2 separate regions of the Homo sapiens genome follow, and region 1 is linked to region 2. Evidence: read pairs that join two places in POLR2A ChIA-PET (ENCODE). Cell type or tissue: PC-9. All regions are shown on one strand. Each heading gives the region's core, and the rest is flanking DNA. Links, peaks and the distances in the headings are about the cores only. Region 1 overlaps FUT8 (fucosyltransferase 8). Region 2 overlaps FUT8 (fucosyltransferase 8).

Region 1 (5,385 bases), core at 323-5,322, 61 kb before region 2:
TCAATCCAACATGACAGATATTTATAAGCATGTTAAATCAAGTTTAGCCGAAAGCTGCCTTCTTACTTCAGTTTAGCCTAAAGGTTTTTGAGCTATAACAAGTGGAGGCATATTGTGAGCTATAACAAGTGGAGGCAGAAACAGACTGTAGCCACACTTGTGCCAGTCACTAAGTTTTGGCCAATCAAATGTAGTCAACTGTTCAAACTGTGTTCAAATAAGGCAAACACCAACCTGTAACCAGTCCAGCTGTTTTTGTACGTCACTTCCTTTTTCTGTATGTCACTTCCTTTTTCTGTACATCACTTTCCTTTTTCTGTCCTTAAATCTTCCACCATGTGGCTGTGCTGGAGTCTCAGCGCCTACTCTGGCTTAGGAGCGTGCCTGATTTGCAGATTGTTCATTGTTCAGTTAAACTCCTTTAAATTTAATTCTGCTGAAGTTTTTCTTTTATCAAGTACCTAATATGTCAGACGCAGTGTTGTAGACTTTAGATTTCAGGAGAAGGAAGAGAAAGGAAATAAAACATAATGTAAATGTCTATAATATATGACAGAATATGAAAAGGGTAATAAGAGATTCAGCTTACCTATATTTTGGCTTAGGCAAAGAGTTACCCACCTGAATCTGCTCTAAGTCCATGAGGCTTGTTTACCACAAGTGGCAAAGTAGGAATTTTGACCATTTCGTGTCTCTGTCTCTCCCTCCCCACCTGCTTCCCTTCTCTCCTCCCCTTTATCTCCCCACTCCCTCTCTGTCTCCCCATCTCTCTCCCTGCCATAAGGTGAAAGTTTAAACTTGGGCTCTCCAATAGTTGCAGATAGGAGCTTGTTGATTTTTTTGTGTACAAGCGTGAATCAGTGGCCAAGTCAAAGTGCCATAAGGAATGTACAATTTTTAGACTTTGGTGAGTATTGCCAATGATATAGCGTCTAGATTTTAATATCTGCATTGTATACCTTTCCAGGGCATAGAGGATTAAAGGGGGACTTTAGAAACAACTATTTCAGTCATCTGTGAAGATACTTTTTACAGAATCCCAGACTTAGCTTGACGGCTTTTTATAGTGAGGAATCTTTCTATCATGTAATGCAGACCACTTTATTATGGGCTCCAGTATTTGGAGTTCTTAGTCCCAAATGACCACCTTCTCCCTCTGTTATTCTGTATTCTTTTCATTTTGTTAGATATATTTTGGCTTGACTGAAGAGAGAACCTGTTGATGGGGAAGCTAGGAATAGAAAGAGAAGGGATAGGTTCAGGAAGCTTGACAAAAAAGGAAATAATGGTAGTAATAATGGTTAATAATTCTTAGCACTGAAGTCTCAGGTACTGTGCTAAATGCTTTTCTTATATTATAACCTATAGAATTGATGTTTTAATATTAAATATTAATTAAATGAAAGATTAGTTTGATAGTAAATAATAGTATTTACCCTCTGTTACAGAAAAGAAACTGAGCTACAATAATTTGCCCAGCAAAAGGTAGAGTTCTTGCTGGGCTATTGATTCTAGAGACCAAACCTTTAACATTGCCATGTATTGTCTCTTAGGGATAACCTTGGAGGCCTCTTTGGGAAAAATTTTCTCCTTTTTTTTTTCTAAGTATGATAGTGTTTGGAAATAAAAGATTAACATTTCAAGGCTGGTAATTTGGGTGGAAGTGGGGAGGAGGTGAATAAAATTTATTCAATATTTTAAGGTTAGATGAAGAGATAAGGAAAGGAAGGAACCTGGAAGCAGATGAGTGAATGTAATATGCTTTGTTAGTCAGGGAGAAAGGAAATTTTGGTTTAGCTGTTGTAATGACTACATTTTATAATACTATATAAACATGCAAGTTTGATCTTTGTATAGTTTAGTAAAAGCTATGGTCATTAGTTTATAGTCCAGTGCTGTCCAATAGAAATGTAGAGTGAACCACACATGTAATTTTTTAACTTTTTGTTAGCTACATTTAAAAAGCAAAAAGAAGCAGTTAAAATTGGTTTCAGTTATTTAACGTAATGTATTCAAAATATTTCAACAACTAATCAATATAAAAATATCAATTAGAGTTTTACATTCTTTTATTCATATTAAGTCTTTGAAATCCATGTGTATTTTACACTTATAGCACATCTCAGTTCAAACTAACCACATTTCATATGGCTACATTTGGCTACTGAATACCTTACCAGACAGTGCATTTACATACTATTAGAAGAGAAAAGGTTTATTGTAGTTGCTATGTTCATAAAAAGTTTCTGATTGAATTACAAGTAGATGGCTTATTCTCCCTCTGTATGTAACAAACAAGGAGTGAAGAGGAATCTGGGGCTGCAAAGCATCGCTCTCCAGTTGTATCCAGAGAATCTACTCAGGAGGGGCAACGTATTTTTTTATTTTTTATTTTTTAAATTTTACTTTAAGTTCTGGGATACATGTGCAGAATGTGCAGGTTCGTTGCATAAGTATACATGTGCCATGGTGGTTTGCTGCACCTATCAACCCATCATCTAGGTTTTAAGCCCCGCATGCATTAGGTATTTGTCTGAGGAATGAAACTATAAACATATTAAATCCTATAAAAAGAAAAAAAAGTAAGGTTCTGAAGGGTTCCAGAATTCAGGAGACGGAAGAGAAAGGATATTTTTTATACTTAAGGAAGTGGGGAGGAAGGTTTACCAAATGTTTAGGTTTCTGCTGATTGAGGCTTTGTTGTATAGTTAGAAGGACTTCCAAGAGACTCCAGAATTTCTGCTATCGTAGTTCTGGGCTCTGGTTTTACCTAAAAACTCAATGCTTTTTCTCTAGATAGAGCTCTGGAGGAGAGGCACACAGTTCTTACTTAGTGTGAAACATGGTGTTTGTTGGTTTAGGGACTTTGTACCTCTTTCTGGAACCTTTCAGAACCTTTTTTTTTCTTTTTATAGGATTTAATATGTTTATAGTTTCATTCCTCAGGCAGGAATTACTGAAGTTTGCTTTTCCCTTAAAAAAAAAAAAAACCCAGTAAATTAAATAATCACATTTAAAAAACTATAGCAAATCTTTTCTAACTATGAAAGTTAAAAAAAGTCATGTATTCTTTGTGAAAAGTTAGGTAATTGAGATACCTGTTTTTACATATTAAATGAACAGGTCTCAAGCAGAGTTTTCACTTTGGCTGCTGCTTCTTGCACTGGGGTTCCTTGGGCAGGAGCACTCTGGTGAATCATCACCTCTGGTTTGGATGTAGTAGTACTGGATATTTTGTTTCTTTTAAGGAGAGTGTGAACAAATGGGAGTTATGTGTTCCTCCGGGGTATGGTCCATTTGTATATTGCTCTTTATCTGTGTATCATATTTTATTTGGCTAAGAGCCTAATTATAATATATTTAATTTTTAAAAATCTTAGCTATTTGTAGGGTTTAAAAAACTAAACAACAGCAATAGGATTTGTATTGCTAATTGAGAGATACCAGGTTAAAATACAAGTTTTCTATATAATTTAGCAGAATAAAACACACTTATCATTTTTCCATTTTCTGAATTTGTAATATGCTAATGTTATCAGTATATAATATTTTTTGCTATGACTAATTGTGTTATATTTGTTGTGAATGTAGTCTTGGTTCAAGTAGGGGTAAGGAGGTATTTTGGAAACCAGTGCTTACCATTTTGGGGATAGGTGGTGGGAATAGACAAGCTAGAAATACACTTGGAAGGAAGAAAACCATTTAGTAGGAACTTGAGATGAGGGGAGAAACAGACATTTTTAGGAAAGTGTAGTGTTTTAAAAAATAAATTTAGACACAAAAAATTAATCATTAGGAACATAATCAGATTTTAGAAAAATTTAAGTAGAAAAAAATCACGTTAAATAGATAACTTTGAAGTAAATACTAATTATGTTTATATTTTGAGGGGAGGAAATAAGTCTCTTAGTTGGCCCCCTTGAGGCTGCCTAGATGTGGAGAACCATAAGACTGAGTTTGTACCATCTTTGAGTTAAAAAGCTAACCCTGAGTGATTTTGGAATAGATTCCTTTAACATATTTTCAGTCATATTCCTTTTAGAATTATTATTACATAGATTTCCTAATTTGTAATTCTCAAGTGCTGTGAAACATTAAACATTTTTAGCAACCTCAACCCATCATAGTCCTATGACTGCCCTTCTTTCACTTTTAGTCATATAGGAACATTTATAAGAGTATCTGATATGGTTAGACTTTGTCTCCTCACCCAAATCTCATCTTGAATTGTAATCCCCATAATCCCCACGTGTCAAGGGAGAGACCTGGTGGGAGGTGACTGGATCATGGGGGTCGTTCCCCCATGCTGTTCTCATGTTAGTGAGTTCTCATGAGATCTGATGGTTTTATACGTGTCTGACAGTTCCTCCTTCACCCACTCGCTCTCTCTTGCCTGCCGCCATGTAAGACATGCCTCTTCCCCTTCTGCCATGATTGTAAGTTTCCTGAGGCCTCCCCAGCCATGCAGAACTGTGAGTCAATTAAACCTCTTTTCTTTATAAATTACCCAATTTTGGGCAGTTCTTCATAGCAGTGTGAGAATGGACTCTGGCCATGATTTTCTTGGTATGACTCAGGAAAATTCTTCTATGGGGTATGGCTGTGGAGTGGTTTTGTGCTTGCTGTTGTTGCCGTGGTGCTTCAGAAAGTTAGCCTAGATTAAAGAGTTCAGGTTTTGGAGTCACATGGGTTGTCTTGAATTCTGTCTCTGACCCTTAACTACCCCTGTGACATTGGGCAAGTTACTAGACCTCAGTTTCCTCAACTGCAAATTGGAAATAATAGCAACCACCTCCTAGGGTTGTGATGAAGTTTAAGGATAAATGCTGCTCTTTTTATTGAGCATTTATTTATTCCAGCCAGACACTGTGTTACATACTTCATATGCAGTATATAATTTAATTTGTATGTGTATATTAGAGTATGTAAAAGTTCATTTCCAACGGTAATATATGTCCAGTAACCGGTTGCTATTACTTTTTCTATATGTTGATTCCTTAATCAGAAGTTGATGTTCCTAAGATGAAAGATGGGAATGGGCATTTTGATCAGATCTGAAGGACTTGTTTGGAAGTTGACAGTGGTTTGAAGGTGAAATATTTACTAGAGTGTGGTTCAAGGATAATCTGCATGGTAATTACCTTGGAAGCTTGTTAAAATGTAGAGTTTTGTGTTTGTCATCTGAAACTCTGAGTCTGAATCAGGATCTCTGGCCGTGGAGCCCAGACCCTGCAGTTTTATAAGCTTAATCATAATTCTTATTCTCTATGAAGTTTTTGAATCATCTTTTTAATTTATTCTTCCCGATGATTAAAAAATGATTCTAATGATTTTTAAATATTTTTATTTGATGTAATGAGCTTTCCATTTTATTGGTAATGGAGG
Region 2 (5,385 bases), core at 294-5,293:
ATTTTATTTAATAAAAACTACTTGTTGCTCTGGGGGAATGCCATCTGATGTTGGAAATGCTCTGTATCTACACCATTCGTAATGGTAACCACTAGACACAGGTAGCTATTGAGCAATCAAAATGTGGCCTACTGTGCCTGAGGAAATACGTTCTTTTTTTCCCCCAGACAGGGTCTTGCTCTGTCACCCATCCTGGAGTAGAATGGTGTGATCACGGCTCTCTGCAGCCTCAACCTCCAGGGCTCAAGTGATCCTCCCACCTCAGCCTCCCAAGGAGCTGGGACTATAGGCGTGCACCACCAGTTTTAATTTATTTATAGAGACAGGGTCTCACTATGTTGCTCAGGCTGGGGAAATAAATTTTTAATTTTAATTCTAATTTAAATAGTTGCATGTAGCTATTAAAGCAGTGTAGCTCTGGATCTTTATATATATGTATATGTATATATAAAATTATTAGTCTACTTTCAAATAATATAGCAGTTCATGTGTAGTGAGACAACTTGACTTTTGTGCACTTCCATTTCCTCCGTCTCATCTTTTAAATATTCTGTCATATGTTTTACATCTACATATATTATAAACCCAGTGATACATTATTGCCATTTTTGAGTTTAACAGCTTTTTATCTTTTAATGTGGTTAAATTAAGGGAAAATAGCTCTGATTTTTTAGATTTCATCATTTCTGGTGCTATTTTTGTGTGTGCAGATCTGCATTTTTATCTGGTATCATACTCCTCCTTGAAAAATTTCATTTAACATTTTTTATAGTACAATTTTGCCGGCACAGAATATTTTTTAACTTTTTTTTTCTGGAAGAGTTTTGATTTTGCCTTTATTTGCCTTTGTTTTGCCTTCATTTTATCCAGTGAAAGGTATTATCTAGAATGCTCAGTTGCCGTTTTTCCCCCCTTGGTATTTTAAAGATGATGCTCCATTGTTTTTTGACTGGCCTTCTTTATTACATGTAGTGTGTTCTCATTTTTTTTTCTCTGTATGTAATATTTCTTTTTTCCTAGTTACCTGAAAGATTTTTCTCTTTCAGTTTGTTTTTTAGCAGCTTTTTGTCTACATTTTAATTTTGCCCTACTAGCAATTCTCTGCATTTCTTTGACCTGTGGTGTTTTATCATTTTTTTACTTTGGAAAATTCCCAGCTAACATCTCTTTAAATGTATTTTCTTCTCTGTTCTTGTTTTCTTCACATTATTAAACTCCAGTTACACCTGCACTAGATCATTGGATATTATACTACAGCTTTAAAATTCCTATTCTGTTTTTTAAAAATTTCAATCTGTTTCTTCTCTTTGCGTTTCATTTTGAATAATATCTATTTACCTCTCTTCAAGCTCACTGAGTTTTTAGCTTTGTCTAATCTTCTGATAATTCTGTTGAAGATTTTCTGATATAGTCCATTTAGCATTTCTTCTTTGCCGAATCCCTTATCTGTTTTTGTATTTTGTTCATATTTACCATGAGATCCTTTAATATATCAATTACAATTATTCTCTTTTCTGTCTGATAGTTCAAATATCTGATTCATTTAGAAGTCTGGTTTTGGTGTTTGCTTTGTCTTTTGACTATGGTTTGGGTTTTTTTTTTAACTATATATCTATATATATATTATATATATATATTTATATCTATAGATCTATATCTCATGGTTTTTTTGTTGCATGCCAGACATTTTAGGTAAAAGGCAACAAAGATTGAGGTGAATAGTATTTATGCCCAGAAACGGGTACCCTTCTTCTTTGATGATGTTGGTGTATATGTGGATTGGGATGGGGCAGAGATTGAGTCAGTCCAACAGTGGTTTGAGTTGGATTTGTTTTTTTGTTGTGATTGTAATAGTTAAATTCACTGAATCAGAAACTTGAAATTCCTGCAGTAGTGGACTGCTTGCTGCTTCTTCATTCTTGGTTTGGAGCCTCGGTGCTGGAGTCTTTCCTCTGTGTTCCAGCTCCATCCTTAGCTTTTAGCAGGTCTTTGGATGCCTGCATCACAGCATGACCTCTGTTCATATTCTTTGTAACTTTTGATAAAATGCACCTTCTAGTTTTGATTGTCTGTATTTTCTTATCTTTCTTTGAAGATTGTTGAGTTTTATTTTGACAGGCAGATAATTTACTTTTGGATTACACTGATCCTTTTGTAGCTTGTTTTTAAGCTTTGTTAGGGCTCTTGTTGGCATAGCTTTTATTCTATAACTGGAGTCAGTAGACTTTGGTTTATGAGCCAAATCTGGTCCACAGCCCATTTTTGTATAGCTCATGAGCTAAGAATGGATTTTTCATTTTTAAAGGGTTATAAAGAAACAAAAATAAAAATTAAGAAGTATATGTGACAGTGACTATATATGCCTCACATAGCCTAAGATATTTATCTTGCCCTTTACAGAAAACATTTTCTGATCCTGCTTGCTTAATTTTAATTTCTAAGGTGTTTTATTTCTTGGATTTTTACCGAATGCTGCAGGTTTTCTCTGTGGTATTTTTATTGTACCTGGTTGGAACTCACAGGTCTGTCAACTTTGCCTAATCTTTGAGATGTGTTCAGCTTTTAGCTACCCAGTATTTAATTTTTCTATTTCTGATAATTGTCCTTTGCAAGCCTCATGAGTTCTTACTATAACTTAGTTTCCTGCCAAAGACTTAAAGGATCTCCTATGCAAATTTTGGAGCTTTCTGAGTATCTACCTCCTCTTTAGTATAATGACCTGCAAATTCCACCTACCTTAAATTCCCTGAACTTTGGTCTTTGTCTTCTCACCTGAGGAAGATGGCTGTGTTTTGTTTGGGTTCTTCCTTTCTGTGCTGGTGTTCAGCAAATGCTTCTAGGCAGAAGGCTAAAGTGATCATAGGGCTTACTTTTATTGTTAATTTTCTCTCAGACATTACAGTCTTCTTTGACCTTTGCCCAATATCTGAAAACAGTTTTTCTAAATATGTTTTTTAAAGTTTTCTAGTTTATATGTGAGGCTAATCTAGTAGTTATTCTTTCATGGTTGGAGATGGAACTCTGTTTAGCAGCTATTAATAAATGTGCTTTTTTACCTCTGGTATTAGTATAAAACCAATAATTGTAATTGTATCTGTTAAATCTCTTATTTGCTGTAAATTGAGTTTTGTTTTATGGTATGTATAAGAGGTATTAGCAGAATACATAAGGAAATGTGATTAAGACTCAGTTCTGTCCTGCAACTTGAATGCCTATTCTGTGCCCAGGGCTTTCTATAACTTGCTAGAGACAGAAAATAACACATGAAGTGAAGATCAGGCTTTTAACCTACTAGAGGAGGTAGTCATATGTATTAATTATTTATTGCTATGTAACACATTACCTTTAGACTAAGTGGTTTAAAGCAACAATTTATTATCTGTTGGTCAGAATTTAGGGATGGTTTAGCTGGATCCTCTGGCTAAGCTCCATCTCCTAGGTGAGGGTCTTTAAAAAGCCTGCATTCAAGATGTGGACCAAAGCTACAGCTGTCTTGAGGCTTGACTGGTGATGGTGCATTTCTAAGCTTGCTCACGTTCACTGGTCATTGGCGGGATTCAACAACCTTGTGAGGTGCTTGTGGTCTTAGGACTGAGCACTTTAAATCTTCGTTGGCTGTTGTCTGAAGGCTGCCCTCAGCTCCTTTCCACATGGGCCTCTCAGCATGATGGCTGACAGTATGGTAGCTTGTATCATCAGAATAAGCAAGCAGGGACAATGTGAGCAAGACACAGAAGCTCCAGTCTTTTGTAACCTTATCTTGGAAATGAAATTCTGTCACTTTTACTGTATTCTATTTAAGAAACAAGTCACTAGGTGCAGCCAACACTCAAGAGGAGGAGATGATACAAGGGCATGAATAGTGGACGCAGAGATAGTTGGCAACCATTTTAGAAGCTGCCTACAACAGCATGTGGCATATTAATTATATAAAGAATTGTAAATGGGTCTATAAAATAATGTAACAACGTCAATATATACCACATAATAATTTGCTGCATGGTATGCTGAGGTGCCTCACCACTGATGATTATTTTATTTAAGCCTTTTCCAGTATTCTCTGGGAGAGGTGGTATTTATTATCTCCAGTTTACAGATTGATGTTCAGTGAGGTTACCTAGCTATGATGTAGCAGAACTGAGACTCCAGTCTAGACACTGCTGATTCTAGCACCCATACTTTTAATTTCTATGTCTTGTCAGCATTAAAATAAAATTACTTTTTTTGGAGCACTTCTTCTGTGCCAAGCATTATGATAAGTGGTTTATATATGTTAACCTTATTTAAGGCTCGTGGCAACTCTATTAAGTCTCCTTATCTTACTGATATTACACTCGAGCTTCCAGATTCAGAAAAAGTACTTTGAAAAATCAAATATGTTTATTGTTCCAGAGACATTAAACAAATATTACCCAAAGAATCTCTGTAAATACTGAAAGAAATGAATCATTTAAATACCTTAGTACCTTAAAAAGGTGATATCAATCTAGCCTAGGCAACATGCCGAGATTTTGTCTCTCTCTCCCCTTTTTTTTTTTTTTGAGACAGAGCCTTGCTCTGTCGCCCAGGCTGGAGTGTGGTGTTGTGATCTCGGCTCACTGCAACCTCCACCTTCCAGGTTCAAGGAATTCTCTGCCTCAGCCTCCTAAGTAGCTGGGATTATAGGCACCCACCACCATGCCTGGCTCATTTTTGTATTTTTAGTAGAGGCGGGGGTTTCACCATCTTGGCCAGGCTGGTCTTGAACTCCTGACCTTGTGATCCACCCGCCTCAGCCTCCCAAAGTGCTGGGATTACAGGTGTGAGTCACTGTGCCCAGCCAATTTTGTCTCTTAAAAAAAAAAAAAGTGATATCACTAATTAAATAAATTTGCAGAAAGAATCCTGGCACATTTCAGTACATTTAGTATATTTAGTATTTTGCAGAAGGGTACTTTGTGAGTCTTAAGTAGTAATAAATTTATAAATTCTTGAAAGCCCACTCTGAGAAGAAATCTCAACAAACACTGCTATATAAATTTTAGTCAGAAATTAGCTGATATATGTAATTTTTAAATATTTTTACGAATTTGAACTATTTTTACTAATACTTTCACAAATAAGTTGAGTGGTTGTCATATCAAAGGCTGAACATACTTTCTTCAGTTATATCGTTGTCTTTGCAAAGTGAATCTTCTAAATGAAGAAAATAAGATACATTATTTTTTCATGGTTAAAAGGTAAACCATAAGACTCTCTTGGCTGGGTGTGGTGGCTCACATCTGTAATCCCTACACTTTGGGAGGCTGAGGCAGGTGGATCACTTGAGGTCAGGAGTTCAAGACCAGCCTGGCCAACATGGTGAAATCCCATCTCTACTAAAAATATAAAAAATGAGCCGGGCGC

Evidence for each region. Peaks named below come from ENCODE experiments on the same cell type or tissue, not always from the same donor. Only the 100,000 strongest peaks of a DNase experiment are listed, where the experiment ranks them.
Region 1: POLR2A ChIA-PET joins it to region 2 with 6 read pairs; 3 of 35 experiments call an interaction of 5 or more read pairs at or near these places.

Annotation. Positions count from the first base shown.
Region 1 is chr14:65,492,209-65,497,593 of GRCh38, forward strand. The region is part of intron 2 of FUT8 (fucosyltransferase 8); the gene reads left to right. Among named protein-coding and RNA genes, the nearest start is that of MIR625, 24 kb to the left of the region's middle. In PC-9, for the core only: no CTCF peak of the experiment used is centred there; no DNase peak of the experiment used is centred there; H3K27ac peaks cover 3,466 bases.
Region 2 is chr14:65,552,810-65,558,194 of GRCh38, forward strand. The region is part of intron 2 of FUT8 (fucosyltransferase 8); the gene reads left to right. Among named protein-coding and RNA genes, the nearest start is that of MIR625, 84 kb to the left of the region's middle. In PC-9, for the core only: no CTCF peak of the experiment used is centred there; no DNase peak of the experiment used is centred there.